Regions from separate parts of the Homo sapiens genome. Here region 2 is linked to region 1. Evidence: chromatin loops called from intact Hi-C (ENCODE). Cell type or tissue: psoas muscle. All regions are shown on one strand.

Region 1 (2,500 bases):
GTACCATTTTGTTTCTGGCCTTTTCAGTTAATGTTATGAGAATTTTTCTATTTTGTTAAACTTCTCCAAAAACATTAAACTGCATTATGTTCTGAGAGTAGATGTACCACAATTAATTCTACCATTTCTGTATTGTTGGCCATGTAGGTTGTTCTTAATTTTCTCATTATTATGAATGCATGTGACAATCATTGTTTTGCCTAAGTTGTTTGTGTCTGTCACCTTTTTTAAAGGCCAAGTAAAATTGCAAAGTCAGAGTTTATCTCTGAGGGCTAAAGACAGATTATACTGGATCCAATAGAAATGATTTTTAGCTAATTCAGTAGGGGGAATTATGGATCTAGTTAGTGTTAGAAAGGATTCAAGGAGTGGATTTTATGGAAGGTGACAGAAGGCAGCTCAGTTGGCGTGGGATGGGCTCCATTTCTGCTTGGGCCTGGCCTTGGCAAAGGCTGGGGCAATTGGAGGTAAAATACAGACCTCTAACCAAGAAAGGGAGCGAGGATGGATGGGCCATCAGCCAGGTGAGAAGGAGAGCCTGGTGCCAGAGAGGGGGGATCTTGATGCCGCATGGAGGCCCAGGTGGGTGGACGGTTTCAGAGGGCTGGTGGGGGAATACGAAGAGGAAGTATAGGCAAGAGCACTGTGAGGTGCTATTCACATGAAGGCTGGTACAGATCTACAGTACCTTACCCAAAAGGCTTGGGGCCAGAAACAATTCAGCTTTAGGAATCTTTCGGCTTTTAGATAGGTTATTGTCTACATATATAACATCACCAGCACGGGCTGGAGCAGGAACCTGTAATCAAACACATCTATATCTCTGCAGGCAAATATTTGAATGTTTCCACTAAATGGTATGATTAAAGACCATAAATAGCTTCACATAGTTAGATCAGGTTTGCCACTAATTTAGTTCAAAAAGGTCAGTTTGCTGCCAAATGGCTTATGGGGGAAAAAAAACTTTAGAGTCTCTTGGATTTTGGAGTTAGGCTAAAGAATTGTGGACCTGGCTGGGTGCTGTGGCTCACACCTGTAACCCCAGCACTTTGGGAGGCAGAGGCGGGCAGATCACCTGAGGTCAGGAGTTTGAGACCAGGCTGGCCAACATGGCGAAACCCCATCTCTACCAAAAATACACAAAATTAGTCGGGCGTGGTGGCGGGTGCCTGTAATCCCAGCTACTCAGGAGGCTGAGGCAGGAGAATTACTTGAACTCGGAGGGCAGAGGTTGCAGTGAGCCGAGATCGCACCACTGCACTCCAGTCTGAGTGACAGAGTGAGACACTGTCTTAAAAAAAAAAAAAAAAGAATTATGGACCTGTGTCATCATTAAGGTGAATAATGTCATTTCAAACTATTTTAAGTATGGGCTATAACATTTTCTGTCTTCTTATTTGTTCTTAAAAGATTACCCCGGAAGCTTTCGAGAAGCTGGGATTCCCTGCAGCAAAGGAAATAGCCAATATGTGTCGTTTCTATGAAATGAAGCCAGACCGAGATGTCAATCTCACCCACCAACTAAATCCCAAAGTCAAAAGCTTCAGCCAGTTTATCTCAGAGAACCAGGGAGCCTTCAAGGGCATGTAGAAAATCAGCTGTTCAGATAGGCCTCTGCACCACACAGCCTCTTTCCTCTCTGATCCTTTTCCTCTTTACGGCACAACATTCATGTTGACAGAACATGCTGGAATGCAATTGTTTGCAACACCGAAGGATTTCCTGCGGTCGCCTCTTCAGTAGGAAGCACTGCATTGGTGATAGAACACGGTAATTTGATTCACATTTAACTTGCTAGTTAGTGATAAGGGTGGTACACCTGTTTGGTAAAATGAGAAGCCTCGGAACTTGGAGCTTCTCTCCTACCACTAATGGGAGGGCAGATTATACTGGGATTTCTCCTGGGTGAGTAATTTCAAGCCCTAATGCTGAAATTCCCCTAGGCAGCTCCAGTTTTCTCAACTGCATTGCAAAATTCCCAGTGAACTTTTAAGTACTTTTAACTTAAAAAAATGAACATCTTTGTAGAGAATTTTCTGGGGAACATGGTGTTCAATGAACAAGCACAAGCATTGGAAATGCTAAAATTCAGTTTTGCCTCAAGATTGGAAGTTTATTTTCTGACTCATTCATGAAGTCATCTATTGAGCCACCATTCAATTATTCATCTATTAATTCCTTGATCCTTCATTTATCCATTCTGCAAACTTTTCTTGAGCACCAGCACGGGTGGCCATTTGTGGACTTCTCTTCATTCCTATGTGTTTTCTTATCAAAGTGATCCACTCTCGAAAGGCTCCTTTCCAGTCTGTGGTTGGGTTCAAGTCATGCCAGGGCCAGGGGGCCCATCTCCTCGTTTAGCTCTAGGCAAAATCCAGGGGATCTGCAGTGGGGAGCGGGGGCAGGAAGCTGGAGGGAAGGCCTGTGAAGGGTAGGGATGTGGAAAGACAAGGTGACAGAAGGACCCAATAGGACCTTTCTATATCTCTGGCTTAGCATT
Region 2 (2,500 bases), 260 kb after region 1:
GCACTTTGGGAGCCTGAGGTGGGTGGCTCACTTGAGGTCAGGAGTTCGAGACCAGCCTGGCCAACATGGTGAAACACTGTCTCTACTAAAAATACAAAAATCAGCTGGGTGTGGTAGTGGGTGCCTGTAATCCCAGCTACTTGGGAGGCTGAGACGGAAGAATTGTTTGAACCCAGGAGGTGGAAGTTGCAGTGAGCCAAGATCGCGCCACTGCACTCCAGGCTGAGCAACAGAGCGAAACTCCATGAAAAAAAAAAAAAAAAGATACTTGTGTGAAAAGAGGACCTTAAAAGCCTGAGGAATGGGTTGAAGAGGAGTACTTTTTAAAAAAGTGGTTTGTGTGTATCTGGGAGTGCAAAAGACCGTTAGAGGAGATCATCTGAACTGTAAGTTTGTGACTATAGTATCAGGGGCTGGAAGTACACGTGTTCCTAGTGTGCAGTGAGTGTGTATAGTCTGTGTGTGTGAGAGCAAGAAGATGCTGTGGCAGGATGCACTTCCTAAAAGGTTCGTTCAGCTGCTATCGGATCCCACAGATCGCTCTTTCTGAAGCTATAGTGTTCAGTTTCTGACCTCTAAAAAGACCTCCTTCTTCTTGGTTGACTTCTCAGGCTGTGGGGTCAGGACAAAGAGTAGGAATGAAAATGGCCAGTGATGAAAATGATGGGTCCTGGGCTTTAAATGAATGTCTTCAATGAACACTCTAACCTCTCTTTTAAGGACAATTCTTGCTTGTAATCCCAGCACTTTGGGAGGCCGAGGAGGACGGGTCACTTGAGGTCAGGAGTTTGAGACCAGCCTGGTGAACATAGTGAAACCCCATCTCTACTAAAAATACAAAAGTTAGCCAGGCATGATGGTGCACGCCTGTAGTCCCAGCTACTCAGGAGGCTGAGGCAGGAGAATCGCTTGAACCTGGGAGGAGGAGGTTGCAGTGAGACAAGATCACGCCACTGCACTCTGGCCTGGGTGACAGAGTGAGATTCCATCTCAAAAATAAATAAATAAATAAATAAATAAAAAGACAATTCTGTGGGCTAAATAAAAGTCAACACCTTTAGGCTCAAAAACAAAGTCCAAATCATTATCCATTCTTCTCCCAACCTACCTAGGGTTGGGGTGGGAACAGTGTCTGAAATAGTGGTCATCTTGAAATAGTACAACAAAGAAAAAGAAAGAAAGAATGAAAATTGACTAATGAGAAGATACAGACAAAGAAGGAAAGAGGGAGAAAGGGGTAGCTATACGTCAGTCACAACTAAGTTCTGGCAAATTTCATCCTACAAGGAAGAAGGGTTTGCTTTCTCTTGCAAATGATCTGGTTTCCTCTTTCCTTTCATTTTTGAACCTAACTTGGTGACTTCACAGAGTGCCCAGGCTGAGGCTGGGACTTAGTGGGTTCCGGGTCTCCAGCCTTTGCAGGTACCTCTCTGCTGCTGCCCTCTGCTGTCGGGGGAGGCAAAGGAGACACCCTTCTGGTCCTCCTGGTCCAAGTCCCGGAGCTGCCACCTCCTCCCATTTGAGACCGACAGAAGCTAGGGTCTCTTCCAGCCTCCCTGCTCTTCCCCAAAAGAATCATGAGGGGCTGGGGTTGGAGGCGCTGTACTTGGAAGCAGCAGAGACTCAGGACGGGGGTTCCAGTTAGACAAGGGCAGACGCCCTCCCACCTCCTCCCCTGCAAAAGCAGGCCCTTCATACCCACCTCCTGCCCTCCAGCCCTGCCCTCTGCACAGATCCTTTGGGAGAGGACAGGCAGTTAGCCTGCGCCAAGTTTCTGACACTTTTTTTTTTCTTGGAAATGGAAACCCTCCTTCCGGCAAGTGGCAGGAAGGCCAAGTCCCCAGCGGCCCTGGCTGGGAAAATTTCCAGAGAGCAGGTGAAAGGCCTCTGTTCCGCCAGGGCCACACTGGGTGGGTGGCAGCGCAGCCGGGCCTGCAGCTTACCTGCTGTTGAATTTTTCAGGATGTTTCTCTCTCATCACATGGAATCTGTGTGCAATGGAAGCGTCCTGAAAGTGAAAGAGACAAAGCAGATCCTTGGTGAGTGGTCATGACAGTGCAGTGCGGAGGGAAGGGACGCACGCATGCACTCGCTGAGTCATGCCAACCCTGGGACTCTATCTATCGCATGGTGGGGCTCCAGGTCACATCCGCGGAGCCAACAGAGGCTCAACACTGCCTCCAGGGGGATGAGCTAGCACCACCAATACTCTTACAGCCTATGCCAGTTGACTCTGGAGTCCTTGCTATTTCACTCTAGCCCGGACCCGCTGAGAACAGATAGATAGTTCAGGGGTGAGTGAAGGGGAAAGCCTTTGCCCTCTGGGGAGACTGAGAGTCTGTGAGCAGTTAGAGATCAGGAGCCTGTGTCTGGGGCTGAGCATGAGTCTCTGGAAATGACTTTCCATACTAGTTCTTTTTAAAATAGTTTTTATTTTGGAATATTTTGACTCACAATTAAGTTGCAAAAATAGCATAGAGTTCCTAGGTCCCGTTCACTC

Evidence for each region. Peaks named below come from ENCODE experiments on the same cell type or tissue, not always from the same donor. Only the 100,000 strongest peaks of a DNase experiment are listed, where the experiment ranks them.
Region 2: it touches region 1 in a loop (8-fold over the local background); 94 of 110 quality-filtered maps call a loop at or near these places.

The regions. Positions count from the first base shown.
Region 1 is chr3:185,978,248-185,980,747 of GRCh38, forward strand. It overlaps the pseudogene NMRAL2P. Among named protein-coding and RNA genes, the nearest start is that of TRA2B, 41 kb to the left of the region's middle. In psoas muscle, no CTCF peak of the experiment used is centred here; no DNase peak of the experiment used is centred here.
Region 2 is chr3:186,240,561-186,243,060 of GRCh38, forward strand. It overlaps DGKG (diacylglycerol kinase gamma), which reads right to left. Exons shown (of 25, transcript NM_001346.3): 20 at 1,944-2,008. Among named protein-coding and RNA genes, the nearest start is that of DGKG, 120 kb to the right of the region's middle. RefSeq lists an enhancer at 1,694-1,743. In psoas muscle, CTCF peaks have their summits at 1,450 (motif pointing left) and 2,173 (motif pointing right); DNase peaks (open chromatin) are centred at 1,451 and 2,131; H3K4me3 peaks cover 1,697 bases; H3K27ac peaks cover 2,300 bases.